2 separate regions of the Homo sapiens genome follow, and region 2 is linked to region 1. A link is an interaction called in ENCODE POLR2A ChIA-PET data of the cell type or tissue named here. Cell type or tissue: PC-9. All regions are shown on one strand. Each heading gives the region's core, and the rest is flanking DNA. Links, peaks and the distances in the headings are about the cores only. Region 1 overlaps GDA (guanine deaminase). Region 2 holds the start of GDA (guanine deaminase).

Region 1 (15,979 bases), core at 5,097-13,096:
GACCACACTCTTTGTCCTATCATATTTCTCTACAACTTTCCACTCTTCATCAAACCTAGCATAAAAATATCCAAGTTTACCTGTTTCTTGGGTTCTTCACTTCCTTATGAAGGCACCTATGTCACATAAAATTTATATTAAATAGGCCGGGTACAGTGGCTCACGCCTATAATCCCAACACTTTGGGAGGCCAAGGCAGGTGGATTACCTGAGGTCAGGAGTTCAAGACCAGCTTGGCCAACATGGTGAAACCCTGTCTCTACCAAAAATACAAAAATTAGGTGGGTGTGGTGGTGGGCGCCTGTAATCCCAGCTACCTGGGAGGCTGAGACAGGAGAGCTGCTTGAACCCAGGAGGCAGTGGTTGCAGTGAGCTGAGATCATGCCATTGCACTCCAGCCTGGGCGACAAGAGCAAAACTCCGTCTCAAAAAAATTTATATTAAATAAATGTGTATGCCTTTCTCCTGTTAAATCTGTCTCTTGTTATAGTGACCTCAGCCTTGACCCTAAGATGGGTAGAGAAAAATATATTTTTCCTCTTTTATAATAACAAATGGTACAAACTTCATATAATACAGAATTTTTCTTTTAAAATCTTTAACATATTTATTATCGCAATTACTCTCACAAGTAGATCAATTTAGAAATGGCAATACTTAATTCTTTTTTTAGGAAGAACTCAATATCTTACAAGGAATTATTTTTCAGGTAAGATGAACTAGTTTATTTTATCCATAGAAAAACATTTTATAATAAGAGAAACAAAGTTCATTTTCTTATAAAATTAAAAACATTGACATAGCATAGTGCTCAAGAGCCTCGCCTCTCGTAGTCAGAAAGTCCCAGGTGTGAATCCAAACTCTACCTACTAATCACTGGCTATGAGTCTTTACGTAAATCACTTAGCCTTCCTTAAGCCTCACTGCCCCTATAAATTAACATGGCAATATTAATAGTACCTACTCTCTTAGAGTTGCTCTGATGATCGAACAAAATTAGGTATGGAAGTGCCTAATCCCATGCCTACCCAGCACATAGCAAGTGTTCAATGAGTGCTAGTTACATTATGGCTGTTTGTAGCCAAATACATTCAAATACACAAACACATTCAAAATATAAAAGTTTTGTTAACACCATTATTCTTAACATTGCTGTCATAAAATTATAATAATTATCAAAGGGCTCTAGCGTCCATTTTAAGATTTTCCTGCATTCCATTAAAAAGTTTCGGTTTCTATTTTCTTTTCTACAGGGAAGCTATTATGACGACTTTATGAAATAAATGCCTTTTGATTAACTTTCTTTTACTTACCTCAGAAATATCACCAAAAAAGTCCCCATAAAACAGGTCAATGGGAGAGTCGGATGCTTTGGGGTTGATCAGGATGGCATCAAATTCCTTGCCCACTTCAAAGTTTCCAATCTCACCATCCAGCCCCAGGGCTATTGAGAACAAGTGAATAAACAGTCAGGATTGCAAGCCATCAGACCACACTAATGTCTCAGTTTGTAAGGACAGATTTTGCCAACATGTCGCTAGGAGAAAAAAAAAAATTAGTATCTTAACAGTGAGACAGAAAATCACTCTCATTCTAACAGGTCACAAGACTTCTACTTACATAAAGTGGAGTAAGCACAGGAAAGCAAAATCTGAGAATGAAAACAATTCCCTTCATTACTGTATCATAACTCTGGTATGTCTCTATTTCAGCTCTATCAGTGCACTTCATAGCCCAGCTGGTCTATGCTTTTCATTTATCCCTCTAAGCAACATGATGATTAACATAATACCTTTATTCTTTTTCCCTTCTATTCTCCCCCAACACTCCAACTCCTTGCCTTGCTTTTTTTTGTTCTTTCTGTTCCATGAAATAGCTGACAAGATTTATTTTCATGGCAGTGAAATGAACCTTGAATAAATAAAAAATAATTATCCTTTTGCATATTTGTCAATGCAGGCATATCCATCAGAAATTCCTTAGTTTAAATCCTTTGAATGGAAAAAAAACCTCACTTCTCAAAATGAACAGATTCTCATAACTCAAAAGTCTCAATGCTTTTGAAAACAGACCAATCTCTTTGCAACCTCAAAGGTTTTCTGGTCACCAGAGAAGAATGGTCTTCTAAAATAGAGCACAGGCCAATAATATCTATTGACTTGGCTCATCTCATAGCTACAATTCATGTTCCAAGATTATTGGATATCAAGGAAGAACATCTCTCATTATTATGATTTAGTTTCAGAAAGATGGGGGTAGTTGGCTTTCTTCGCCAACAGAGGTATTGGCTCTAAAGTTCCTTAAAGCCTGTAATCTGAGGAAGGTGTAAACTGGGGTCACAAATGGAAGCATGGAAGGTTAACTGGAGTGCAGTATTATTTATTTCAATTTTCTTTCTTTCTTTTTTTTTTTTTTGAGACGGAGTCTTGCTCTGTCGCCTAGGCTGGAGTGCAGTGGCGCAATTTCAGCTCACTGCAAGCTGTGCCTCCTGGGTTCACACCATTCTCCTGCCTCAGCCTCCCGAGTAGCTAGGACTACAGGCACCCACCACCACGCCCGGCTAATTTTTTGTGTATTTTTAGTAGAGATGGGGTTTCACCGTGTTAGCCAGGATGGTCTCGATCTCCTAACCTCGCGAACTGCCCACCTCGGACTCCCAAAGTGCTGGGATTACAGGCGTGAGCCACTGTGCTCAGCCTTATTTCAATTTTCACATGTATTTGTTGCATTCTATCACCGCTAAGATAAAGTTTCATGTGAAAATATTGAATCGACTACCTTTGTTAGGCAATATCTAATACATTATATTTCTACCTATAGGTATCCAGAAGTTGTGGCATTTCTCTAAACACTGACTCAGAAATCTTACTTGTTCTTAAAAGATTCTTTAAAGGGCAACTCTTTTATTCTCAGAAAAGAAAAATGGCTTTTTAGCTAAAGTACTCTCTTTAGCAAGACAGGGGTATGAAAATAATCCAAAATGTTAAAAGGAGCCAGGTGACTTCTACTAATTGTATGGGAAAGGACTGAATGTAACAGAAAATCACTGGAAATTCTCTCCTCCTTCACTGATTACTTGACTTCTTTTTGCCCTTGACAAAGAAACATGTCAAGTATGAGTTTTTAATGACTGAATTCAACTGAATTAAACTGAATTACTGACTGTGCATTTAATAGGCCAGATAACCAGGTGCAGTGACTAGGGTTTAGGCAAGTTTGATGGTATATATAAACCAACTGGGTTATTCAGTAGAGCCTGGAGACTTCAGGAATGAACTAACCAAAAAAGACACAATTCTTTTCAGTGAATTTGTAAACTGATATAAATTCAAATTGTTGCACAGAGATCCCACTGGGCTGGTAAGTGACTCAAATGCATTTCAGGAAATAGAGTTTTGATGCCTTTGGAGTAAATGTTGGTTCTGTGAAGATCATTTCTGCTCATCTTGATCTTCTTGAGAATGAATGTAAAGGCCATGGCAGTTCTGGGAAAATGCCACACTTTAAATACAGATCCATTCATCTCATTTTACTCTGACTATAGTAGAGAAACAAACTAAGGAAAAGAAATTCCATGAGTAAGCCCAGTGACCCAGAAAATAGATTTAAAAGCTACACAGCAAAGTAGAAATGATTTGGTAGGCACCCATGCTGACTTGATCAAAGAAACAGGATCCTGATGAAGTAACTTACAGAGAGCCCTAGAATTCAAAAAGCACTCTTTAAATACAACTCGTTTGTACCACAAACATAGATGGTAGAATAACTACTCAAACTCAGATTCAGATGTGAAAAGACAATGGTGGTGTGGGTGAAAGGTTGTAACAATTATTAAAATAGTGGGTGATTTGAAACTTGGGATTTTGGAAAATGAACCATAATACTTTGGGAAATCACAAAACAAAACAAAACAAAAACAAAAAACAACATTGTATTTGCTTTTCTTGAAATGTGCTTATGGTGTTCATCATAGTCCCCAACACTCAGAGAACATCTGAGAAGTTTCTCTTCCCAGGATAATCTTGGCTTCGGTCATCCTTCATTTGTAAGACTCAGGGTATCTATCATAAATCTACACCCAATATGTTTCTAAATCTATATCTACATTTTAATTTCTCACTAGCTACCTATGGTTTCATGCTGTGTTTCACTATCATCCATTCTGATTACATGTATAATTCTAAAGTGACTTAAAGAAATACAGTGACCAATTTTTATTTTTTTCCGTAACAATACAGTTACACGTGAGAATTGGGAAAAGTTGATGAGCAATATTTGCATATCAACCAACTAAATTTTTACATCTTTATCCTTTTAAAGAGTAATTAGTGTACTTAAGTATATGAACCAAATGCATGGTCTTGGCAGGGATTTATACAGGAAGATACTGTAGTGGAAGGGCAGAAGGTAAGAAATCTGCATGCTGGCATCAGATTAGGTGGATTCAAATCATAGCACACTGTGGCTTGACAGCTGTGTAAGCCTCACTCAGGCTTCTTGTTTGTAAAACGAAATGAATAACAGTGGTGGTGAGGATTAAATAACAACACATATAAAGTATGTGGTATGATTCTTATCACAGGGGAAGAGCTTAAGTAAGCCTTGGCTACTATTTTACTATTATGATCATCACTTAGGCCACTGGAGAGCAAGTTACTTGACTTAGTGGAAAAATGGATTCTTTAATTTATTTATTTGGAGACAAGGTCTCACTCTGTTGCCCACGCTGAAGTGTAGTGGCACAATCACTGCTCACTGCAGCCTCTACCTCCCCGGGTTCAGATGATCCTCCCACCTCAGCCTCCCAAGTAGCCAGAACTACAGGGACACTTCACCAAGCCCAGCTAATTTTTGTATTTTTTTGTAGAGACGGGGTTTTGTCACATTGCCCAGGCTGGTCTCAAACTCCTGGGCTCAAGCAATCTGCCTGCCTCAGCTTCCCAAAGTGCTGGGATTACAGACGTAAGTTACTGTGATTCTTAGGTACCTGGCCTAAGAATGGATTATTTTAAAGCACTCATATCCATGTAACCAATGTAATACCCATTAAAACAATTAATATGATAACTGTGTCTCAGACATCTATTCTACCAAAGACAGTGAATTCACTAAGGAATGATTCCTCCTTCAGTGAACTTCACTTTACTGGCTGAGTTCTGGGTATGTTACATGAGATGTGATCATCACAAATATTGGATTTTCCTAATACCAATCATGCATCTTCATACTACATCCAAAGACACCGATCAGCATGGTTGTATATTGTGTGAGAGAAAAATGTAAGAGTCATTACCTTGGCTTCCTCCAAGAGTAGCTAGTCTGAAGACTTCTTTGAGGGTGAGGCTTTTCTCATTTACCTTATTAATTAAAAGGATATTGGAAACCATCACTGCTCTTCTGATTGCATCAAGCATGGAATATGAATAGCCACCAGCCACGTCTGCAGTAGGTAAAATAAAACCAAAACAGTAACCTTGTGAGGATAAATGGAATAATACATATATAACATTGTTTTTATGACAGATATTCAGTCCTTAATATACTTTTTTTAAAAAGCTCTTAACTATAAACACAAGATAGTCGTAGACTAAGATTTAAAGCAATTCAAAATCTGTAATTAGTGTCAAATGCATACTTGTATTAGTTTCCTACAGCTGCTGCAACTAATTATCACAAATTTTCTAGCTTAAAACAGCAGAAATTTATTCTCTCACAATGTGGAGGTCAGAAGTCTGAAATTAAAGTGTTGGCAGGGCCATGATCCCCACAAGAGCTCTAAGGGAGAATTCTCCTTTGCTTCTCCCAGCTTCTGGTGGCTCCTGGTGGCTCCTGGCATTCTTTGGCTTGTGGCAGCATCACTCCAATCTCTGCCTCCATCCTCAAATAGCCTTCTTCTCTTCTCCCTGTGTCTTCTATTTGTCTCTCTTTTCCTGTCTCTTCTAAGGGTATTGATCACTGGATTTAGGACCCACTCTATTTTAGAATAATCTCATCTTGAGATCTCTTCCTTAATTATATCTACAAAGACCTTTATTCCAAATGAGGTCACATTTACAGATTCTGATAGACATCTTTTAGGGACCCACAATTCAACCCACCACAATACTCAAATGGTTTAAAGAGCCAAAAGAAACTCTTATCTCTGAAGAGTCCATGAACTCTCACAGAAATTGTTGAAATATGCCTGCATAGTTATAAAGATAATTTAGATAATATGTGGTTTAAAATAAGCTCATGGTTCTATTCACTAAAAATTTATCCTAACCTTGTTCTAATCCAGATGAGAACTTTGGGAAATTAAAAAGCCACTTCTTTGTAATTTTTATGAAGAGCTTTTAGAATAAACTTGTATATTTTGGGAAATTAGTGTAATAAATGAGCAGTGCTAATGTAGACAGCTCTATATTTTGGTAGGCATCATTAAATGAAGAATGAAATTTTAGTGATTTAAATAAAGTCCCTAATCATAATCAAATGAAATACTACCTTTAACAAGAATGAACATGGAGTTAAGTGAGTTTGTATAAATAAATTTCAAGTAAGTTAGTATGTTTTATTAAAGAAAAACACACTTATAGCTAATAAAGTAAGCTTCATATTTCAAGTGTTCCTTCTGTCATTTCTAGGTAGACATATGTAATTGTTAGTGCCTCTATATATGTTGCCAAAACAAAATAATTGCCTATTTAGTAGTAATTCTAGATTGTAGCTCAATTTTATGTTCAACTATCCTACATGTCCTTAAACTTGTATTTAAATTAGAGAATCACCCAGCTCTCTAAAAAATTTCATTACATCTACTTAAGTTACTAGTCTGTGTTAATATGTAGTAACCATCCCTTAAATCTTCATTTTTATCATAGCTAGGAAAACAAATACTAAGAAAACAAATACAATTTGGGAACTACACACATTAAGCTTTGAAATAGTCTGTCTGCTGCTTCCTTCTTTATTGCTAAAACAACAAAAATGTTAAATATAAATAAAGGTGGAATAAAAATTATATCACTATGTGGTATAAAATATGTAAAGACTAACTATATTTTATAATATATGGGTAACGACTGGAAGTAAACATAGAGAAATGAAAGCAATGCAGTTGGGATGGTATGAATATGGAAGACTTAAATACCTGCAGTTTTAAAAATAAGGTATAAAATATAACAGAAAGTAGCATTTTCCTAAATACCTACTCAAAATTAACCTTACAGAAAGAATAAGTATAAATTAGGAAATAATGCTATGCAATTTACTGGAAAAAAATTGAGAGATGCCTTATGATGTTGATTTAATCATCCTATATTCTTCTGGTTGCCAATGTTATGTCAGTAAAATAACTGTAAACCAAAAAACAATTTTGTGCTCATCAAAGAAAGAACTCTGGGCTGCATAATTTCATGGTATTTAGTAAGAGTCAAGCCTTTTTTTCCAGGGATTTCCACTGTGACAGTAACTTGCCGATTCTTCCCGACTGGATTAGCTTTGTAGTTTTCCCCTTCCATCTACAACACATTTAATGTAGGTGGAATCCCTACTTTGTCATATGGCTAGAGGCACTGTGGTAGGATAGAAAGAGAAATCACGAATATCTACATTTTACAGACCTGGTTTTAAACTGTGCGCATGGAACTTTTTGCTTTGCGGACCTTTGATCAGTTACTTAGGACCTGTGAATCTCAATTTTCTCAGAAAATAGAAATAACATCACATATCTTAATAATTGCAGAGAAAATTCAGTTACATAACTGAAGTGCTGAAGAATGAGGACCAAAGGGTGGAAACTGTGTGGAGGAGGAAGGAAAATTGAAGCATTTTCTCAGAAGATCTGCCCCCTTACCCCACTACTCCCCCAGGACCATCACAATGAAGATGGTATCATTACTTGCTCGTCAGAGCCAACATTTGGACACTATTATTTACAAGAAGACTCTAACAAAATTATGCAAGAGCAAAAACTTAAGCCAGAGGACAATGGAAAGATTAAAAAATGATTTCATAGGTATGTGCTCATTTCCTATGCATTCATTCACTTATTCAGCAATCATTTACTACACTCCTTGCATGTGCTTGATTTACTTAAGCACTTGTAAATAAAACCTATGGGCTTCCCACATGAGCAAGTTAACTATCTTGTTGGGGAGAAAGAAAAGAATCATATAAACAGACATATATTAACAATAAGTTGTTTTCACTTTAGTGATAAAGAAAATGGAGATGAAGGGCCCATTTTGATAGGATGGTGAGGGAAGACCTCTTTAAGGCAATGACATTTAAACTACAACAAGGATGAGAAGAACTCAGCCATATAAACAGAGGCCAAAAGGGCATTCAGACAGAGAAACAATGCATACAGGACTTTTGAGAGAAGGGAGTATGATTTATAGAGAGGATAGTCAGGTTATTCATAAAAGCCATATCTATTCATAAAAGATAGCCAGGGTGAGGAGGAGAGAGTAGTGTGAGATGAGGCTGGGCAGTGGATGGGTGTCAAACCATTGCAGAGCTTTGTGGGCCTTGTAATGAGCCTTACACACTCAAAATCGCATTGAAGGGTGACGAGCACAAGGGGGTGACATGATCAGATTTTCATTGTGATTCTTTTGTAAATCACAATGGACTGGAAGGGCCTAGGATGGTATGAGACCCATTAGGAAGCTGGTGCAGCAGTTCAGCAGGAAACGATGGCAGCTTGCATCAGGTGGTAGTGACCAATGAGGGGAAAGGGGATGGTTCAAGGAGATACTAAGGAGTCATGAGGTTGGGCATTGTGCTGGGGAAGAAGTGAGGGAGAAGAAGGTCCCAAAGATAATGATCAAGTTTCCAGTTAGCAAAAATGAATTCTCTAAAAAGGAGAGCTATTTTAGAGAACTAGGTTTAAATGTGTTTTGGGATAGAATGAAGTTCGGGGGTTCCTTCAGGAGGGGTCTAAGAGAAGGGAGAATGTAGTCAGTTGAAAACATAGGTTTAGAATTCAGAGAAGTCTGGGCTGGATATAAGAACCTGTGTGTCATCTGAGTATATTAAATCACATGAAGCCATGGTTGTGGATGGCACCTCCTAAGAAGAATGTGTAAAGTCAAAGAGACTGCCAAAGACTGACCCTTGAAGCAAGCTTTCAAATGGCCCAGAGGAAGAGAATCAGCCTTCAGAGAAGAGAAAGAAGGGAAGAACGAAGGTGCTTCATAGGATTCAAGATAAGATTACTTGGACAATGGAGAGAACAGTCAATCATGGCAAATACTGCTGACAAGTCCCATTGGATGAGGACAGAATGGCATCCTTTGGAGTTGGCAGCAGAAATTCCAGTGGTAATACCCACAGGAGAAAAAAGCAAAAGCAGTTGTCACGGAGGGTGGGGCAAGAATCCAGACTGAAGTTGGTGGAGGAAGGGAAAAGGGCCTAGAAAGTGGTGCCAGTGTGGATCCCCACTCTTTGAAGAAGCTTTGCCATGAAGGGAGGCAGACAGGTGGAGCAGGAGCATGAGGGGGATGTCTGATTAAGAAGGGGTTTTGTGCCAGGCGTGGTGGCTTATGCCTGCAATCCCAGCACTGTGGGAGGCCAAGGCAGGTGGATTACCTGAGGTCAGGAGTTCAAGACCAGACTGACCAACATGTTGAAACCCTGTCTCTACTAAAAATACAAAAATTAGCTGGATGTGGTGGTGCACGCCTGTAATCTCAGCTACTCGGGAGGCTGAGGCAGGAGAATCACTTGAACCCTGGAGGCTGAGGTTGCAGAGGGCTGAGATCGTGCCACTGCACTCCAGCTTGGGAGACAGAATGATACTCCATCTCAAAAAAAAAAAAAAAAAAAAATAGGAGTGGTTTTGTTTCTTTGCTTAAAAGAAGATACTAGAGATGTTTGTGTACCAGCAGGAATGATCCAGCAGGAAGGAGACACTGATGATACAGGACGGTCTATGGCCAAAGGAATTAGTTTATTGAGATGCTGGGAGAGGGAAAGAATACAGAACACACGTCGGGGTATTTTGGTATTTTTGCCTTTGATTGGAAGAAGGGTTTTGTTGTTGTTGTTTTTGCTGCAACAGGGCAAAGAAGAGAAAATCCCAGCAGATGCAGAAAGGTGTGTGAATTTCGTGGTGGGAGATTGAGGGAAGGATTTCTGGTCGTTTCTATTTCTCAATAACTTATGATATGAGGGAGGCCTTAAACTAGAAGTTGGGGTAGAAAGTTTAAGAAGAAATGAGAAAACGCTGTCTTGGAAAAAGGAGATATACGCTTATTACAGACTAATAACTGTCTCTAATCCCCAAGCGGTGGGCCATTTGGGATTTGAGAACAAAATTTAAAATGAAAGCCCACTGGAGGATTTTCTCCAGCAACCTCCAGATGCTCCACTGCAGGCACTGAGAAGGGGACTTTTGAGATAATCAAGGGTGGAGCTTTTGCAATGTGAATACAAAGAAAATGAGGGGAATATGAAAAGCGAGAATGTTTCCAAGGAAATGATTATAGTGATGTACTCTGACATCTAAGAATTCGAATTAGAATAATGGATTTTGAGAAAGCATGGAGTCATTGGACTAGAGTCTACAAGAGATCAAAGAGCTGTTGTTTTTGGAATAATGGAAGAAGTAAGTTAGGATAGGGAATTGTCACTGAAAAGTGAGGCACTGGCTCCATGTATGTTGCTTGTTTTAATGAGTTTATAGGTCTTGTTTAGTAAACTTGTTCTATATGTTTAAATTTTTCCTTCAGATGAGTGTTTTTGGTTATTTGCTATGTTTTCTTTGTTTTTATGGTTTTTTTCATATTTCACATAGGAGGTATCCTATCTTTAAAATTCTTCAAGTAGTTATCTCTAATATTTTTATACTGAAAAGTCAAAAGTAAAATATGTGCAATTCTCTTTTTTCTGAGACAAGGAATTTTTTTTTTTTTGAGTCTCTCTCTGTCACCCAGGCTGGAGTGCAGTGGTGCAATCTCGGCTCACTGCAACCTTCACCTCCTGGGTTCAAGCAATTCTACTGCCTCAGCCTCCCATGTAGCTGGGACTACAGGCACATGCTACCACACCCAGCTAATTTTTGTATTTTTAGTAGAAATGTGTTTCACCATGTTGGCCACTTGCCAAATACATCCTCCTCTCAGCCTTACACATAAACTACAACTTCTTGGGTTTTGTTAATAAAATTATAAGACAGAATTATGTATTATACTTGGAAAATTCTTCCTTGGCAGAGCATATATTATTTTTTAAAATTTTGTGATAAAATACTGAAGACATTCAAATGACATAAGGAAAGCATAAAACCAAAACTCAAGGACCTAACACTCAGTTTTTAAAATAAGTGCCATGTATTTCGGTCCCAGGAACCTCTTTCCAGCCTGAGGGAAACATCTTCCTGATTTATGTTACCATTCTGATAGGTTTTTAACATTGTGCCTATTCTCTCTTGAGATATATTTTTGGCTTTTACTTTCATTTTTTAAACTCCTTTACAATTCTTTGATCTTCTTATTCTGATTGATGTTAGCTTTCCATGACATCATATTGTGCCATTATTTCCCCCCATGGCCCTTCATTTGCCTCATCTTTCATTGAATGATGTAGATTTTCAAGTAAGTTTTTCAAAGGGTTCCTAAGGAAAATATTTTCCAAGTTTTTGTATAGCTGAGAATTTTGTTGCCTTCCTACATAAAGGAGAATTTGGCCAGATATATTATTCTTGGCTAACACTGCTTTGTCTCCAAACTCTTTTCTTGCCTTTTGGTATTTTGTGTGCCAACAAAAACATCTGAAAGCAAACTGGTTTTTAATTGTTTTGTTGATAATTGACTTTTTTCCTTGTGTCAATATTGTAGAAATTTTTTTATTGTAATTAAAATATTTTGTCACAACATGTTCAGTTACGATTTAGCGTAAAACAGGGTAAGCACTTGCAAGGCAGTTCTTTCTTAAGCTCAGAAAAGATTTACCCTTCAAAGCTCTGACTATTGCATCTGTCCCATTTGTTCTGGGTGCTCCATCAGAAAAAAACCCCATGTGTTGGCTCTGTGGTTTCTGGGCTTCACATCGATCATCCTCAAACACCTTCTATCATCTTTGGTTGATTTTATTCTCACATCACTGATTTGATTTTCTGTAACAATAATTCTGCTTCTCATAGCTTCCTACAGGGTTGGTGGGTTTGTCATTTTTTTAACTGAGGTATAACTAAAATATCATAATACATATATAACTTAGATGTTCAGTTTGGAGAATGTTAACAATTATATAGCATTAACTATTTTGCAAAAAAACTAAGATATTAAACATTTCCATCACCCCAGCAAATTCCCTCATGGCCTTTTCCTGTCAATTCCCCAAATTCTTACCTACAACATTTGGCAACCACTTTCTGATTTCTACCAATATCAGTTAGTTCTGTTGGTCTGTGAGTTTCATACAGATGGAATCATGCAGTGTGTGCTCTTTAAGCCCACACACTGGCATATATTTACCCACATTTTGCATATATCTGTAGTGTGTTTTTTACTGCTAAATAATATTTCATTATATGAATATACCTCAACTTGCTTATCCATCCTCCTGCTGATAGATGTTTGGATTGTTTCTGGTTTGGGGCTATTATAAATAAAGCTGATATAAACATCCTCATACAATTCTTTCATTTATTTATTAATTTAGGGACAGGGTCTCACTCTGTCACCCAGACTGGAGTGCAGTGGCATGAACATGGCTCACTGCAGCCTTGACCTCCCAAGCTCAAGCGATCCTCCTGCCTCAGCCACCCAAGTAGCTGGGATTACAAGTGCATGTCACCATGCCCAGCTAAGTTTTGTATTTTTTGTAAAGACAGGGTTTTGCCATGTTGCCAAGGCTGATCTCAAACACCTGAGCTCAAGCAATCCTCCTGCCGTGGCCTTCCAGGGTGGTGGGATTACAGGTATGAGCCACTGCACCTGGGCCTCATACAACTATTTCTGCAAACATATATGTTTATTTCTCTAGGGTAAATACCCAAGAGTAAAATTGCTGGGTCATATGTAGACGTATATTTAACTTTAGAAGAAACTCCCAAAACATTCTCCAAAGTAGTTGTACCATCCACTCTCCTTCCATCAGTGTATGAGAGTCTATGTGCTTTTTAATCTGATTTTTTTCAGTTTTCTTCCTTGATTTCTAAAATTTCTACCACAATCTTTTCATAGAACCATGATTTCCTGTACTCCAGGGATGAAGGCAATTTTCTGAAATTTTCTTCTGGATCCTAAAGCAGATCATTTTCAGATATTTGTTCACATTCTTATTGTTTGTGATATCACTTTATCTTGTTTTGCTATATTTCTGTTAAATTTCATGTGGGTTTCTTCTACCTAATATTTGTGCAAGTCAAGATCTGCCTGCACTTGTTATAGACAGGGTGTGTGAATTGCTCTTGGACTTGCTCTCTATTCATAGTATGAGGTATAATAATCTTCTAAAGTTTACAAATTGAAGGGTAAATTGATACACAAAAGTCACGTTTAGGAAATAGTAGAGTAGAGGGTGACTAAATTGCAAAAAGGACTAGGTAAAAATGAAACACCATCCTCTGAGTAAATAAGCTAATAGGTCATATTTATTCAAACGTTTGGTCAATACACCAACTTCGCCCTTTCCTTTTTAAGCCAATCTTGATTGATTTGTGTCATGTGCCAGGCAGGCACTGTGCTAACCAATTTGCATGCATTTTAAAGTTTAATTCTCTAAACAGCTTGTAAGATAGACATAGTTGTAATTGCTAGTTACTATTGTTGTAGAAATCAGGAAATGAATCCTTGACTAAAAACTACTAGAAAATTAATTTTCTCAAGGTCTTACAGATAATAAGTGACAGCTAGAACTCAACTTGAACTTTATAGACCATCACTAAACAATCCAAAGTCAAGAAAAGGAAGTCATGTGATGAACTTAAATTATGGAGACCAAAATCCTAGAATATCTGAAAACAATATCTGACTGATTTTTATGTGTCTGCTAAATTTTTCATATTAACTGACTATAGTGTGTAACCAAAACTCTTGGCCATTTTTTTCTTATCCCTTGAAGCTTTTTTGTGAACATAAAATCACTGGTTTCCTCCTTTAACACCTGTGACTTTATGTAGAATTATCACAATCTTGATGATTTCAGGCTTAAATTAGAATTTTCAAAATCTTGATTACTTTGATTCCCATAAAATAGGGAAAAACTTCTAATCTAATATATACCTCTTTCAAAATATCAGTAAAATCATTATGCGTATTATTGTGTCTTACCAGTTAATTACTTTGTAAAATGTCTCACTATAACAAACTGAGACTTGAGTTCCTGCAGAAAGTGATGAAAACCACCAGTGTCAACATGCATACAGCCTGATGCTCTTAAATATGAGGAAGATAAAGGCATCAAGAACAGAAAACACGTCCTCCTGCCCCATACCCATTAAAAAAATTTTTAATTCAGTCATTCAGTCATAAAAGAAGCCTCACAGAGGACACCTAGAAATTTGGGCCTGACTCACACTTTCGAAGCAAGCAACGCTTGCACACTCTCAAGAAACACAATTAAAATGTACTGTGAAGAAAGGAAACATCACTAATCCGTCACTAATTCATATGCACTTAGAACATCCCTCAGCCTAGTAGACAAGCAGACTGCCTGTGGATATGGAGAGGTCTCATTTGGCTAAACGTTGCTTAAAAGCAAAACCAATTCTTAACATACATCCGAATTCTCAATTCTGTCATAGATTGAATCTGTGCTCACTATGGCAAGGACAAAAAAATTTCTTTTGAGACAGCATTTGTAATGACAGTTATTGAAAACTAAAAATATAGAAATCCAAACCATTAAAACCTAGCCAGAAGAACAAAACAAAACAAAAGTCAAGGACTTTTTAGAATACCTCTGAAACACGTCAGAAGGAATTAATCATCCTTTATAGCCTAATCTTTGAATAATAAACAGGGATAACAGCTTTCAGGAGGTCAGTATCATCAAAACTTCTCCCTTTGCATACAATTTCCTTTTTTTTTTTTTGAGACAGAGTCTCGCTCTGTCACCCACGCTGAAGTGCAGTGGCGCAGTCTCAGCTCACTACAAGCTCCGCCTCCCGGGTTCACACCATTCTCCTGCCTCAGCCTCCCGAGTAGCTGAGACTACAGGCGCACACTGCCACACCTGGCTATTTTTTTGTATTTTAGTAGAGACGAGGTTTCCCAGGCTGGTCTTGAACTCCTGACCTCATGATCCACCCGCCTCAGCCTCCCAAAGTGCTGGGATTACAGACGTGAGCTACCGTGCCCGGCCCAAAACTAATTTTTTTTTTTTTTAAACAGAACAGTCACCTGCAAATTAGTCACATTAGAAAATTACACAGTAATCAACCACTTTGCCATAGCTCCAAATGGTGAACTACTAACCTGTACCCAGCCCTATCTTGACTTCATGTTTCAGGACTTCTAGCACATTTAGAAATCCACTGCTGAGCCTGTAGAGAGAGGAGATGTCAGAACAAGGAGATCCATGTGGTTCCAATAAAAGATGAACACTAATAACAATGACGGTGATGCCACTGAAAATTGTGCTTCCCAATATATCGGCTCTAATGTTGACACAAACATATTAGTCAAATCAGACCATCCAAGTCCTGGAGTAAACAGGATCATAAAATAGCCTAATCCTTGGGCCAAGGTTAATCTCAGGTGGGCACAAAGCAGCAAGAGCCAGAAGGAAAAGCAGGGGATCGTTTGTATGGGAAAAAAATGAAGAAATCAAACTTTGCAATTAATACAAAAGTCTTTTATCTGTCTTTAATATTTTCTAACCAACACATCTTTTTATGTTAGGAAGCAGAAATTATAAAGCATTACCTATTCTCTCTGCCTGGAATAATTTGTTACCCTGAATGAGTAGTGACTTTAAGATCGAAAAAGGGGAGTACAACTAGAAAAAGGGGTGCAGCCTAAAAAGTCAGGACCTGACTGTTCAA
Region 2 (15,979 bases), core at 4,305-12,304, 87 kb after region 1:
TGATGATGATGATGATGATGATGATGGTGTCCTTACCTTGTCTCAAGGTTGTTGATTTGTAAGGGATTTGGCAGACTGTCTGAAATACAGTATGACTTAGTAAGTGTTACCTTTTCTCCAGTTCATCTCTCTTTTTCCAAAAACTTTAAATCATTTCAGTGAGTGAGAACATTCTATAAAGCTAAGTATAATCAAAGGCAAATTGGAATAACTACTTCAGAGAAAGAAAAATAATAACAACACACTATCTCACTTGCCTCACAACTCTATCAAGGTGCTATTAATCCACATTTTTTTTTTTTTTGGAGACGGAGTTTCGCTCTTGTTGCCCAGGCTGGAGTGCAGTGGCATGATCTCAGCTCACTGCAAGCTCTGCCTCCCGGGTTCAAGGGATTCTCCTGCCTCAGCCTCCCGAGTAGCTGGGACTATAGGCGCCTGCCACCACACCCAGCTAATTTTTTGTATTTTTAGTAGAGATGGAGTTTCACCATGTTAGCCAGGATGGTCTCGATCTCCTGACCTCGTGATGAGCCCACCTCGGCCTCCCAAAGTGCTAGGATTACAGGTGCGGGCCACTGTACCCAGCCTTAATCCACATTTTTAAATGAGGATGCTGAGGTTCAGCTATGTCAGAAAATTTGTCCTAGTAAGTAGCAGAGTTTTGATTTGAATTCACATAATCTGACTCTAGAAACCATGTTCTTAACTACCTGTAAAATACTGATTTGAAATATATGAAAAATTTTATGGAAGAACAGAGGAAGGGGCAATTTATTTCAACTTGGGAATAAAGCCTTTGTGAAAGCCTTTGTGAAAAAGAGAAGATCAGAGCTGGGCCTTAAAGGAAGAGCAAGATTTCATTTTGATAGAAGTAAAATGGAAATGGGGATATAAAAAGGAGGACTATTCCAGGCAAAGAAATTGGTGCCAACAATGTGGAGGCATAAAAGGACATGATGTGCTGGAAAACAGGGAGAAATTTGCATGGATAGACATCCCTTGGCTCATGGATACAATATGGTGTAAATCAGTCATGGTAATCCTATTCCCACTTGCCAGACAGATAAATGAAGCAACAGAAAGAATTAGAGAACAGGTTGGGGCCAAATAATGTCATGCCTAGAACATCTTCCAGGACATTTGAAACTTAGAGGCAATAGTGAGCCATAGATGGTTATAGAAGAGTAGATACATGATACTACCCATGGTCCAAGAAAAGAGTTTTCAGTAATGTGGGGGAAATACTAGAATGAGAGAAAACAGTTAAGGGTCTCCTGTTATATTTTAGCTCAGAGACACTAAAGGGTAGATGGGGGCAATGGAAGTGAATATGCACACAGAAATCCCAGAGGAAAATTGGCTGGGCTTGACTATTGATATGGGTGCCTGGAAAGGCCAGTAAGGAGAAGAAGGAGAAGGTAGTTATTCTTGTAAAGTGTAAAATATTGTTCATTGAAAAGCAGTGTAGTAATGAGGGTGCATTGGGCTGCAATGAACAGTACCCAACTAACAGAGATTTAGACAATAAAGACATTTCATATCTCACAAAAGAAGTCTGGGCTGGCTACCGTGGCTCACGCCTGTAATCCCAACACTTTGGGAGGCCAAGGTGGGTGGATCACCTGAGGTCAGGAGTTCAAGACCAGCCTGCCCAACATGGCGAAACCCCATCTCTACTAAAAATACAAAAAATTAGCTGGCCATGGTGGTGAGTGCCCGTAATCCCACCTCCTCGGGAGGCTGAGGCAGGAGAATCGCTTGAACCCAGGAGGCGGATGTTGCAGTGAGCTAAGATCGCGCCACTGCACCCCAGCCTAGGCAACAAGAGTGAAACTCCATCTCAAAAAAAAAAAAAAAAAAAAAAAAAAGGAAGTCTAGAAGTCTGATAGTAGACAGTTCCAGGTAGGGGTAGTTCAACTGCTCAGTGATGTTAGAAAATGGGATGGTGTCTCTGAAATCCCCTTAACCTTTTCCTCACAGTCTCACATGGTGGCAGCAGCAGTTCCAAGTATCTTTTCTTCATATGAGAGTATCCAAAAAAGGCAGGGCTTCTCTTCCCACATCCTAGAAGCTTCTGAGCAAACTTCCTGTATGTCAGAATATTATCACTAGTCACCCTCAGCTACCAGGAAGCTGGAAGAATAAGTATCTGATAAATGGAGATAGGATTACCATGACTGGCTTACACCATGATGTATCCACAGGCTGAGTCTACCATGGACTGATCAAATTCAGGTGTTAATAAGGAAAAAGAGGTCATGACTGCTGAGTGGGTAACCAACAGTGTTTGCCATGAGCATTCTGAACAAGCAATCAGCCTTCTAGAAAATGGGAATTTGCAAGATGATCTTGTAATAATTGGGAGTGAAAGCATCTTTCTGATGAAAGCCAAGCTCCTATTCAGCAGCCTCAGAAGGAAGGGATTAGCCCAGTTTCCTTTCTCAGGACCAACAGCATATTTTGAGTTGCTGAGCTTGGCAGGAAGTGGAGGAAAGGATGATACACAATCACTAGGATTTGTGATTTAGACTGAGAGAACTTCTGGTAAAGTAGCCTCAGGTGAGAAAGAACTCTTCCTCCTCCCAGCAGTCTTCAGAACTGAAGAACATTGGGTCACTCTTTTCACCAGGGCTATATAATCCTCTTTTGCATGTTCCAGTCCTAAAAGGTCCAATTCAGCTACTACTTCCTTCAAGAAGCTTTTCCTATCACTGGTCAACTTGTGCCCCACTGTACTATTTACACACATTTACATACATTTTGCGATCACTCTTGATGCACTTACCTTCCAACCTTACATATGTAAGCTATCATCAAATCCAGTCAACTTGATCTAAATAGCTACTGATTCTATCCACCTCTCCATCTGCATTACTGACAATAACCGCTGAAGTCTAATGGACATGTACTACATGCCAGGCATTATTCTATATATTTTACACTTACTAATCCATTTTATCCTTTCAACAACCCTATTAGGTAGACCATAGTAATTATTTTATGCATAAAGAAATTTGGAGATACAAATGGTAAGGAACTTGATCAAATTCACATAGGTAATAAGTGATAGAGGTACTCTTAGGAGTTCATATCTCAGTTGATAACTACACTGCCTCTCTCATCTAAACCACATTCCATTTTACCTAAATACTGCAACAGGCTCCTATCTGACCTCCTTGCCTGCACTCAACTTCTCTTCAATGCATTTATCCTGAAGTTAGACCTTTATAACCACAAAATATAATCATGACACAATCCCACCATCCCCGATGCCCTCCATAACATAGCCCTGCCTACCTGTCCTGCCTTATCCTGTGTTAGCCTTCTCCTCAACCTTTGGACTCTGACTACCTTGACTGTTTCATTCCTTCCTACCCCAGGACCTTTGCACAGGCAGTCACAGGCAGTTCTCTCAACCTAGAAGGCTCTTCTTTACTTCCAATGCTGTCCACCTTACCTATTGGTATGGTTTGGATGTGCCTCCATCCAAATCTCATCTTGAATTGTACTCCCCTAATTCCCACATGTTGTGGGAGGAACCCAGTGGGCGATAACTTGAATCATGGGGGCAGTTTCCCCCATACTGTTCTCATGGTAGTGAATAAGTCTCACGAGATCTGATGGGTTTATCAGGAGTTTCCGCTTTTTCATCTTCCTCATTCTCTCTTGCTGCCGCCATGTAAGAAGTGTCTTTCACCTCCTGCCATGATTCTGAGGCTCCCCAGTCATGTGGAACTGTAAGTCCAATTAAACCTCTTTTTCTTCCCAGTCTCAGGTTGTTTTTGTCACCAATGTGAAAATTGACTAATATACCTACTTAACTTCTCATTGTTCACATCGCAAGTTTGATGTCACTTCACGCTAGGGAAAGCCTTCCCCTAACTAGTTCAAGTTCTGATAGGTCATGGCAGATTCTGTTAATTTATTACTAGATCATCAGTTTCAAGAGGGCAGGGCAGTATTTGCATACTTTGTTCATCAATTTATCTCCGGTGAAAACCCCAGTGTTTGGCTCAGGAATGAGTCACTTTTATTACAGCTACAAGTCTTAGCTCCCGTGCCAAAGTGCAGATTCTTTGAGGTCCAGGACTGTGCCCTAGAGAAGCAGTCAGCGACAGTAAAGAGAACATGGCCTTTGCCCCATACTAATTCAAAATCCAGCTACACCACCACCGTATCTGAATGCATGACTTCTCAAGTCTCAACTTCCTCATCTGTTAGTGGAAATAATGACATTGTCAAGTCTAAAAGAGATACTAAAGATAGCTTGCTAGTGAATCTAGCACCAAATGCTTCTTGATCTTTCTTCCAGGGTGCATCTTTGGGTCCCAGGGGATCAATGACATAAGCAGTGAGAATAAAAAGCTAAGGTTCTGTGACCACCCCATACAGTTCATCACAGGCCGTGGCTTCCTTCTCTACCACTTGGCATGTCACCATGTGAAAACATGCAAAATATCACAGTGAGCAAGAGGTTAAGGATTTGCTAGGAGGCAAAGGGAATAGAATGAACATGGTACATGTTAAGTATCCACTAAGTGCCAGGCATTTTCATACATTATCTCATTTAATAAATAGCAAAAGGAAATCTGACTCTACAAATGAGGAAACGGAGGCTCAGGCAGGTTAGGTCTCACCTGTGGTCTCAGCACAGGTAAGTGGTAGAGACTCTGACCTGAACCCAAGTCTCTATTCCTCCATTGGACTTGCTCCTGCCACCCCAGGACACAACCTCAAAATGAATCTCTTCCTCACTCTTGTTTCTGGGTAAGTGTGCATTAAAAGGCCCAAGGCATGTTTATGCATCTTTACTGTCAACCTGACCCTGATGTATGTGGGAAGAATCAGGCAACTTAGTAATATTTGAGCATGCATTACCTCAAGATTAAATATTTGCAAATGAATTAAACATGTTAGAGTCTATATTTTTTTTTTATTATACTTTAAGTTTTAGGGTACATGTGCACAATGTGCAGGTTAGTTACATATGTATACATGTGCCATGCTGGTGTGCTGCACCCATTAACTCGTCATTTAGCATTAGGTATATCTCCTAATGCTATCCCTCCCCCCTCCCCCCACCCCACAACAGTCCCCAGAGTATGATGTTCCCCTTCCTGTGTCCATGTGTTCTCATTGTTCAATTTCCATCTATGAGTGAGAACATGCAGTGTTTGGTTTTTTGTCCTTGCGACAGTTTCCAATTTCATCCATGTCCCTACAAAGGACATGAACTCATCATTTTTTATGGCTGCATAGTATTCCATGGTGTATATGTGCCACATTTTCTTAATCCAGTCTATCATTGATGGACATTTGGGTTGGTTCCAAGTCTTTGCTATTGTGAATAGTGCCACAATAAACATACGTGTGCATGTGTCTTTATAGCAGCATGATTTATAGTCCTTTGGGTATATACCCAGTAATGGGATGGCTGGGTCAAATGGTATTTCTAGTTCTAGATCCCTGAGGAATCGCCACACTGACTTCCACAATGGTTGAACTAGTTTACAGTCCCACCAACAGTGTAAAAGTATTCCTATTTCTCCCCATCAAGCTACCAATGACTTTCTTCACAGAATTGGAAAAAACTACTTTAAAGTTCATATGGAACCAAAAAAGAGCCCGCATCACCAAGTCAATCCTAAGCCAAAAGAACAAAGCTGGAGGCATCACGCTACCTGACTTCAAACTATACTACAAGGCTACAGTAACCAAAACAGCATGGTACTGGTACCAAAACAGAGATATACATCAATGGAACAGAACAGAGCCCTCAGAAATAATGCCGCCTATCTACAACTATCTGATCTTTGACAAACCTGAGAAAAACAAGCAATGGGGAAAGGATTCCCTATTTAATAAATGGTGCTAGGAAAACTGGCTAGCCATATGTAGAAAGCTGAAACTGGATCCCTTCCTTACACCTTATGCAAAAATTAATTCAAGATGGATTAAAGACTTAAACGTTAGACCTAAAACCATAAAAACCCTAGAAGAAAACCTAGGCATTACCATTCAGGACATAGGCATGGGCAAGGACTTCATGTCTAAAACACCAAAAGCCATGGCAACAAAAGCCAAAATTGACAAATGGGATCTAATTAAACTAAAGAGCTTCTGCACAGCAAAAGAAACTACCATCAGAGTGAACAGGCAACCTACAAAATGGGAGAAAATTTTCACAACCTACTCATCTGACAAAGGGCTAATATCAAGAATCCACAATGAACTCAAACAAATTTACAAGAAAAAAACAAACAACCCCATCAAAAAGTGGGCAAAGGATATGAACAGACACTTCTCAAAAGAAGACATTTATGTAGCCAAAAGACACATGAAAAAATGCTCATCATCACTGGCCATCAGAGAAATGCAAATCAAAACCACAATGAGATATCAGCTCACACCAGTTAGAATGGCAATCATTAGAGTCTATATTCTTAAAAGCTACATGCTACTTGAGCAGAAAGTATAACTCTGTATTTTGCTTTATACCAAAAAGTTGGCTAGATAATTTCTTTTAATTAACCTGCTTTTGAATGAGCTTTAATTTAATGTATTAAGAGCAGTTAGTCATTGGCATTCTCTGGGCCTAAACGAAGTTATACAAAATAAGGAATAAAGTTTAAAAGCGAGACCAGAAGGACAGAGTAAGCTTTGTGCCCTCTCGCTGAGATTCTACCCCAGATCTAAACTTGCAATGGAGAAATAAGCTCCTGATACTTCACACAGCTTGTCCCATCACAGAAACTATGTGTTACAGTTATTCAAAATGTAATCCACCCGCTGCTATAATCCACCCGCTACCTGCGTCTGAATCTCCTGGGATGCTTGTTGGAATGCCACTTTCTGGGGCCTACCCCAGGTCTATAGATTCAGAGTCTCTGAGGATGATGCCCAGAAATCAGCATATTATCAAGCACCCCTAGATATTTCTGATTCATTGCAAGGTTTGAGCTCCTAAAAATTTAGGAGTAAAAATTTACAGATCATTGGCCGGCGCGGTGGCTCACGCCTGTAATCCCAGCACTTTGGGAGGCCGAGGCAGGGGGATCACGAGGTCAGGAGATCAAGACCATCCTGTTAACACATTGAAACCCCAACTCTACTTAAAATACAAAAAAATCAGTGGGGCGTGGTGGCGCCTGTAGTCCCAGCTACTCGGGAGGCTGAGGCAGGAGAATGGCATGAACCCGGGAGGCAGAGCTTGCAGTGAGCCAAGATCAAGCCACTACACTCCAGCCTGGGTGACAGAGCGAGACTCCATCTCAAAAAAAAACAAACAAAAAAAAACCAAAAAAAAAATTACAGATCATAATAATTCAACATATTTCTGTATTCCAAAGGCGTATTATTTTCTTTTTTGAACCTTGAAATGTTTAAATAAATAATATATTTATCCCAGCAACTCTAAAAGTAAGATACTCTCCATTTTGAAATGGGGGATGTCAAGTTTTGAAATATGTATGGCATGCTCTCTCTTTAAACACAGCCAGGTATCAACTGCCTTGCACCTAGGAGGAGAGGAGAGCAACAGTTAGCAATCCACTGGTTCAGGAGCTCTGTACCATACATTCCAGCCACTGACTAACTCACCTTTGTATTCAATTCCTAAGTCATTTTGTCTTGTGGGGGAAGGGCATGTTTTCTAAATTTATAACTTCAGTATGATTTTTAGTGAGGAATAGACTCCCTGACTCAACTACTAATTGTGTGTTTGGGAAACTCTTTTATTCTTCTTCTGTACAAGCACCAGAAAAGGTATTTTTATTACTTCCTTTTCTTATTCCTCTCCACTGGTAAAACCAGTTGCCTGTTACCCTACCAATTACAATTCTGGATATGGGAAATTAATTTTTAAAAAAGAAACCCAAGAGTTGAACAGCTTCTTGTGATTAAAATAACACCTCTAATCTTACACCAGTTTAGCAATCTCCGTTCCTTTGCTTCCTGGGACTTGCCCCAAACCTGAGTTCCCTGAAACTTGAGGACCAAGTCCCCAAGCATGGGTTCATCAGTCTCAGGGTTTACCGGAATCTCCCTGGGAGAGCTCTGAGAGTTTTATCACCTTGGAAACACAACAGCAGGCTCCCTGAACGTGCATAGAAAGAGTATTTTTTAAAGCACCATGAGAAAACAGTGTTTAGTTACCCCCAAATGTAAGAGTCACGATTCAAAACTGTCACCGACTCGGTAGCATCTTAGTCAAGAATAGTATCTTCAACTTGACAAATCACAAGTATGTGTACTTTTGCTAACCAAACCAGTAGTTGGAAAACAGCTCAAAAAATCCCATCTCCATATTTATTTTATCATTTTTTTGTTCTAAAAAATGGAATGGCTTCACTTATCAAACTTGCCAGGCCATGGCTGATATAGTCACTATATGTGTGTATGGAACAGTAAATAGTAGACATCAAGTTACCTGTGTCATTTGTAGAAATCCTGATTTTGGAAAAGGAAGTGTAAAAGATACATTCAAAGAAGACATTTTGAACCTTAAAATGGAACTGCTTGCTTTGATGCAAATGGCTATGGTGTGTGTGTGTGTGTGCGTGCGTGTGTGTGTGTGTGTGTACGCGTGTGTGTATAAGAGAGAGAGAGGAAGGAAAAGAGATGGATGAATTATTTCTTTCGGACCATCCCTTCTAGTATTACAAGTTGTGGAACCTTCATCGTTAGTATATTATCTCTGTTGAATGATAGGGTGAATGTAATCAGTTCTATTTATTCTATGTTCTGGACACGCTAAACAACATCAATCAAATGACCCCCTCCTCTTATTTCTTTCACAATAAATTCAACCACATTTATGGAGAGCCTCCTGTGCCAGGCACAGTGCTAGGTGTTGGAAACAAAGATGATTTAAGCAAGATTGAAGATTATTGCCGGTATCTTAGGATTGGAACGGGGGGCGGGGGAGCGGGGGGTGACATCCTTGCTCCCGGCTCTACCGCAGCCCGGACTGCTGTCGAGCCAGTTGTGGCGTTAGCACGCCACTGCTCCCGACTTCTGGGAACTCCCCAGCCAGCCCACGAACCTAGCGCCAGGGTTCTCTCTGCGTTGCCCAAGAGCCAAAGACTCAAGTTCAACTCCGGAGCCGCGGCGCTCACTGCGCACCGAGCGAACCCCGGGCTACGCGAAGCACCGCGCCAGGTTCCTTGCACCTATCCTCCCGCCCGTCGGAGTGCGCTCGACCCCGCGCCTGCTTACTTTGCCGCTGTCGCTCACGCCGAGGAGGTGATCCCGCAGCACCTCCATGGGGCAGGTCCAGGTGGAGTGGACGAACGTCCCTCGGAAGATGTGCGCCAGGGGCGGCATCTGAGCGGCACACATGTCAGCGGCGGAGCGCAGCGCGGGTCTGCTGGTCGAGGAGGGCGCACGCGGCGGAGACGCAGCGGGACTCTCTGCAGCTGCGGGCGGCTGCCGGGCGGACACAGGCTCCGGCCTTGTCCTGCCCCCGCTTACCCGGGCGGTTGCCGGTACCCTGCAGGCCGCGCCCAGGGGCTGGCTCCCTACCTCCTCAATGCCAATAGGATTTTTCTCCCGCGAGTTGGCTCCGCGCTCCCGTGGGGTGTGGTCTTTCTCTCCACCCTTGCGTTAGTTTTGGTTGTGTTAACTCTTTGAGTTATCAAGATCAACCACAGCTGAGGCTCAGAAGATCAGCTTCCTCCACCTTCTATGAGTTGTGTCAGCCTGGCTCCTCTGACCCTTCAACTCCTAGGATCACTTACTTCTTCAACCTGTAGCACTCAGGTCCTGTACTTGCATTAGTTCAGGCACAGGTGAAAGGTCAGCTGGGGCTGCCTACCTTATGACCAGTTTCATTTTTAGTTTATGTAGACTGCAGAATTAGTATTGGTCCTCACCTGGAAGGTTCTGGAAGCATGTCTTACCGAACATCTCTGGGGACCCCTAAACTGGGTGTCATTGTGGACGCCAAGGTTCCTCTCTTCACCTTGAGGCTAATGTTTTTGGTTCTTGTGTTTGTCCGCAAACAATTCCAATACCAATTTTTCTCGTGTAAAATGAATGAATCTCTTTTATTTACTTCCAGTTGTACAAAGGGAGAAAATTAAGTTCTCAAGTCAAATAGGCAGCAATGGTACCATGGGTGCTGAATTGGGAATCAAGAGACTGTGGACAAGACACGTGGGCCTCAGTGTGCTTATCATCCCCACTTATGAAAATGGAGCTTGGACTGGGTCATAACTAGGGTCAGCGTTCCCACCCTACACAATGACCACAGGGTCCTTCACTAAGTTCCTCCATGAAACCCAGCTGGCTTCCATTCAGGGCCCTCTAACGTGCTGTTCCTTCTGCCCCTAATCCCTCTTGTGGCGCTTTACTTGGCAGCTCTTCTCACCACTGATTTGTCTCAAATGTCAGGCTCTTCGGAGTCACCTTTCCTGACCACCAAGTGGCACCGGACTCCCAGCAGTTTCTACTCCACTAATCCATCTTGTTTCTGCCATTGCATTTATTGTGTCCATTCTTCTTTATTTTGTGTTTTTTAGTTTACTCCTGTTTCCCTCTCACCAATACACACACACACACACACACACACACACACACACACACACACATACACACACCAATAACAGAAGCACCACAGGAGCAGGGAATGTGTCTTATGCCTAGAACAATGCCGGTGTTCCATACATGTTTATTGAATAAATGAATGGATGGTTTTTCTGTGAGCAGAGCCATAACCTGAGACAAATAACTATTTTGACAACTACATAAAGGGTGAGGGTTTCATTGCAGTGTGTGAGCAGTTTTTCTCTGAATTGCTGCTTTTAAGACACAGGGCTGGCTTATAGAAATGATTCGTTCCCTTCTCAGTTCCTTCAGCTCCCCCATAACCAATGTCTAAGGTGACCAACAAATCCTGGTTTACCAGGCACTTTCCTGGTTTTAGCACTGAAAGGCCGTTCAGGAAAACCGTCAGAACCATGCACACAGATGGTTGATCACCCTACCAGGGATCCAGAATTAGGAATCTCTGCAGCTGAGGTCATTACACTTGTCCCTGCTCCTTGTCACTTTCTCCTGATTCTGCCAACTGCACTCCCTCCTGGCAGTACCGACAGCCAGCACACTGAAAACATTCCCTTGTATACACAAAAACCTCAGACAGAAAGGTGAAGAAAATGGCTTTTGAGATAGGATTCAATCAGATGTTTCCAACAGATGTATTACTTTCCTAAAACAGATACGGTTAATAATTTTTTTGATGATTAGGTTTTAATGAAAACCTAAATGTCAAAAAAAAAAAATAGAGACTAGTTTTATGAACTAGAATATATCTACTTGATAGAACATTATACAGTTATTAAAAACAACAGGAGAAATATATAGCCACAATGTTAAGCTTTCAAAAATGGCTTCTGGCTGGGCACGATGGCTCACGCCTGTAATCCCAACACTTTGGGAGGCCGAGGCGGGTGGATCACGAGGTCGAGATTGAGACTATCCTGGCCAACATGGTGAAACCCCATCTCTACTAAAAATACAAAAATTAGCTGGGTGTGGTGATGCGTGCCTGTAGTCCCAGCTACTCAGGAGGGTGAGGCAGGAAAATTGCTTGAACCCCGGAGGCGGAGGTTGCAGTGAGCTGAGATCACGCCACTGCATTCCAGCCTGGTGACAGACCAAGACTCGGTCTCAAAAAAACAAAACAAAACAAACAAACAAAAAACAGCTTCTATGCTACGATGAAAACCATGAAAAGCTATAAGCATATTTGCTGGAATTGAAAAGGTACATCAAACAATGTGTGTTGTTCTGTTGAGATAATGGAATTGCTAGGTAGAGAATTTTGTTTTGATTTTTTTAATGTTGTTACTATGTGGTTTATAGGATGAATAATCATTATGATGCTTTTAAAGAAATTAATCGTCTTAAGCAGAAGGATTGGCCATGAACCTCCAGGTGACATGGCATTAGTGCTCCTCAGGTAAATTTTAGCTCTTTTGAGCAATGCATAGTTCCACTTCCATTCCCAGTCAAGTTGTAGGTACCTGGGCCCAGGATCCAGAAGCCCTGGGTGCTATACTGCCAGGCAGCATGGCTCAGCCACATGCCAGAAGTCTTGGCTTCCCAGCCAGGCATGGTGGCTCATGACTGTAATCCCAGCACTTTGGGAGGCTGAGGAGGGCGGATCACTTGAGGTGAGGAGTTCGAGACCAGCCTAGTCAACATGGTGAAACCCCGTCTCTACCAAAAATATAAAAAATTATCCAAGTGTGGTGGCGCACACCTGTAGTCCCAGCTACTAGGGAGGCTGAAGCAGGAGAATCGCTTGAACCCGGGAGGCAGAGATTGCAGTGAGCCAGGATTGAACCACTGCACTCCAGCGTGGGCAACAGGGTGAGACTCCACTCTCGGAGGTGGCAACTCCTTTAAATTGCTGGTCCTCCTGCAATTTTGACTCCCATTCTGGTATCCCCAGGGAAATATTCTCCTGGCTACAGAGGTTTGGAGGAAAGAGGGAGTACAGAGCTTTCATATTCACCCTCAAAATACAGCCCAAGCATCATTAGTGCTCCACCCCCACATATCACTTCCTTCAGAAAAAAAGAGCCCCGCCTTGGCATGGAATATTCCCTGGCTGCTTCTTCAGGCTTGGCTACCTCCACTCTCCCATATGCTATGAATCCGCTTTGCTCACACTCTTCTCTCTGCCTGTGGTGCCCTTTTACCACCTTACACCATGTCTGCCTCATTGTCCCACCCACTCCCCCAACCCCCAACCCCCCCTCACCTTTATCCAGGATATCTTTACATTTCTGCTCTAGAGTGTTAAGTGTTCCTCCCCTGAGTTTGTGGGTGTGCTGTAATTGTTCCATTACTCATCTATACCCCAAAGAAGATGTGTTTTTCTGAAGGACCATGTCCTCTTTCTTTCTGTGTATCCATCCCCTTAACACAGTCCCTGGTCACTAGGAGGTGCTCAATAGATTTATATGAATATTGAATTGCAGGAGATGGCTCTAGTGCCTATATTTTAGTCATAAAAATTAAGAGGCTATAGTGGGTGTCTGCTAATGGTGAACAATTCATTGGGACTAGAACTTAAGGATGAGTTTTATTTCATTTATTTAGTTTTCCAACATTTTATGAGAATGTTCAGACATAGAGAAAAATTTTAAAGCTTCATTTCTTACAATCTCAATTTTCTCTATTTCAGATGGAGCCAAGTAGCCCCCAAATTCCCCAACTACTGGGGTGGGATCATCGTGTTCTAAACCTCCAATTGCCTGAGGCCAAAACCTAGACCATAGCATGATTAGCTTTGACATTTTGCTCATCTCATGAATGTAATTATACCTGTAGCTTAGTCAGTCAGTCCTTTTTGCTAGATAGAACCTGACTGTTTGAAAAGGCTTTCTCCTCTATTATCTAATTTTGAGCCTCTCAACAACCCTATAAAATAGGAAGAGGATGTATTTTAAACATTCCACAGATGGGGAAACTGGGGTTCAGGGAGGTTGGCTTGCCTGTGCAGTTAATATAGGATGGACTTGGATCTTGAGTCCAGTTGTTCTCATACATTGTCTCATCACAGTAAACTCCCAGGAATTGTTCATTCAGTTTTGCCATGACTCACTTGGCCACTGCACTGTGGGCTGTCATCTACAACTTTCACATTGTACATGGTTTTCCAACAGTTGCTGGTGACACTCAGATCTAGCCTGCAGTAAAACTAAAGGGAATAATGGGCCTTGAGAAAAACAGGAATCCAATCAGCGTAGGTCAGTAGAATGGGCTATCGAAAATAACTCAGGTTTTCATGAGGTACAGAGAGTGCAGGGAAGCAGTTTAAATGAGAGGCCACTTTTCCTCTCTTATCTAGGAGAGAAGTTGTCATTGTACAGTGAAATAAATGCCTGCCTATTTTATTTATTCTTTTCATGTAGCTAAATCTATCAGTTTCCATGGTGCCCTGTGCTCACCATGGAAACTCTGACAAGCTTGTTATGCTTTAGAGAAAAAAAAAAAAAAGATACACCAAAAATTTGAGATGGGATAAATGCGTTCCTTTTAAAACTGTGTGTTCTTCTGAGTGGGAGGCCTTAATGGATAGCAAATCATAATGATCTCCATTTTCCAGTTCTTAGGTGAGAACCCAGGTTTGCCTATCCATAGAGGCAGCACCCTCGGCCCCCCAAAACTACTTTATCTGTATAGTGTAGTTATGCCAGTGAGTATCCCACCTCTGTATTTACTGACAATAGAGAGATGGCTCAATTCATATTTTGTCCATTTTTATGAGAATATAGTGCTAGTCCCTATAAATATTCTTTAACAGTTTGTTCACTTAACAAATATTTATTGGACATCTATATTATGATAGGCACCATGCTAAGCACTGTGGGTATGACTGTATGAAACAGATATTGTCTTACCTATATGGAACTAATATATTTTCTCTCTGCCACCTCTAGGAGTAGAAATTAATAGCTTTCATAGTATTACTGTAACATTTCCCTAGCATAATTAGTGAATGTCGTATTATTATATATACTACATGTCAAATCTTAAGTGATACGAATATAATACAAGGCACTTAACAATTGATGCTGAAGTGACACATTGATAACAATGCTCTAGTATGCTATTTGATATTACTTGTTTTAAAGAAGTCTATTGTTAATATTATTAGTATTTTGAGGTAGAGTCTCACTCTGTTGCCCAGGCTGGAGTGCATTGACACCATCTCAGCACACTGCAACCTCTGCCTCCCAGGCTCAAGGGATTCTTCTGCCTCAGCCTTCCCAGTAGCTGAGACTGCAGGCACCTGCTACCATACCCGGGTAATGTTTGTGTTTTTAGTAGAGATGGGGTTTCACCATGGTAACCAGGCTGGTCTCGAACTTCTGGCCTCAAGTGATCCATTCTCCTCAGCCTCCCAAAGTGCTGGGATTACAGACATGAGCCACTGCGTCTGGCCAGAAGTCTATTATTTTTAAATAGCTCCTATATTACTCTTGAAAAATCGGCATATGTTTATTTTATAAGATTTGAACATTTAAAAATACCGTATCTCACTATCCAGATATATTATCACCATTAGCACCCTTGTGGTTTGTTTAGAAAAGTTCAAATATAGAAAAGACAAAAGATAGTAGCCTAGAAGTTTGTAGATGAGAAAAGTAGGGAAGAGGAAAGCTACCTCTTCTTTTTAGAATAGCAATTAAGTTTGGAGAAATGCATACATTTTACCTGAATTTTATAGAAAAAGGGAAAACAGAACGAGAGGAATGAGTTGCAACTTGACTTAGGTTTTATGCCAGACAGGTGCAGGGAGATATTTTTCTGGCTGGAAGGTTTTAAGTAGTATGTAGGCAGCTGTTTCCATCACCTACTCATACTGCTGATCCCTCAAATCAGGTAGCACGTTAGTAAAATTTAGCTGATGCCGGCTTCCTACCATGACAGCAAGCTCAAAGCAAATATTCTTGGGCCGGGTGTGGTGGCTCATGCCTGTAATCACAGCACTTTGGGAGGCCTAGGCAGGTGTATCACCTGAGGTCAGGAGTTCGAGACCAGGCTGGCCAACATGGAGAAACCCTGTCTCTACTAAAAATACAAAATTAGCCGGGCATGGTGGTGCATGCCTGTAATCCCAGCTACTCGGGAGGCTGAGGCAGGAGAATCGCTTGAACCTGGGAGGCGGAGGTTGCAGTGAGCCGAGATCGCGCCATTGCACTCCAGCCTGGGCAACAAGAGGGAAAATCCACCTCAAAAAAAAAAAAAAAAAATTCTTGACCTGTGTTATTTTGTGTACATTTATGCTCCAACATGGATTATAAAGGTATTCTAGCCAGGTACAGTGGCTCATGCCTGTAATTCCAGCACTTTGGGAGGCCGAGGCAGGTGGATCATCTGAGGTCGGGAGTTCGAGACCAGCCTGACCAACATGGAGAAACCCTGTCTCTACTAAACATACAAAATTATGCAGGAGTGGTGG

What was found. ChIA-PET counts read pairs that join two places held together with the same protein. Peaks named below come from ENCODE experiments on the same cell type or tissue, not always from the same donor. Only the 100,000 strongest peaks of a DNase experiment are listed, where the experiment ranks them.
Region 2: POLR2A ChIA-PET joins it to region 1 with 10 read pairs; 4 of 35 experiments call an interaction of 5 or more read pairs at or near these places.

What each region holds. Positions count from the first base shown.
Region 1 is chr9:72,230,613-72,246,591 of GRCh38, reverse strand. GDA (guanine deaminase) reads right to left here. Exons shown (of 14, transcript NM_004293.5): 10 at 15,411-15,478; 11 at 5,294-5,440; 12 at 1,314-1,444. Among named protein-coding and RNA genes, the nearest start is that of LINC01504, 67 kb to the left of the region's middle. In PC-9, for the core only: no CTCF peak of the experiment used is centred there; no DNase peak of the experiment used is centred there.
Region 2 is chr9:72,142,920-72,158,898 of GRCh38, reverse strand. GDA (guanine deaminase) reads right to left here and starts at 9,459. Exons shown (of 14, transcript NM_004293.5): 1 at 9,217-9,459. The coding sequence starts at 9,339. RefSeq lists enhancers at 8,759-9,258, 9,259-9,760, 11,469-12,668. In PC-9, for the core only: no CTCF peak of the experiment used is centred there; DNase peaks (open chromatin) are centred at 7,588, 8,018, 9,578, 11,728 and 1 weaker place; H3K4me3 peaks cover 3,710 bases; H3K27ac peaks cover 5,898 bases.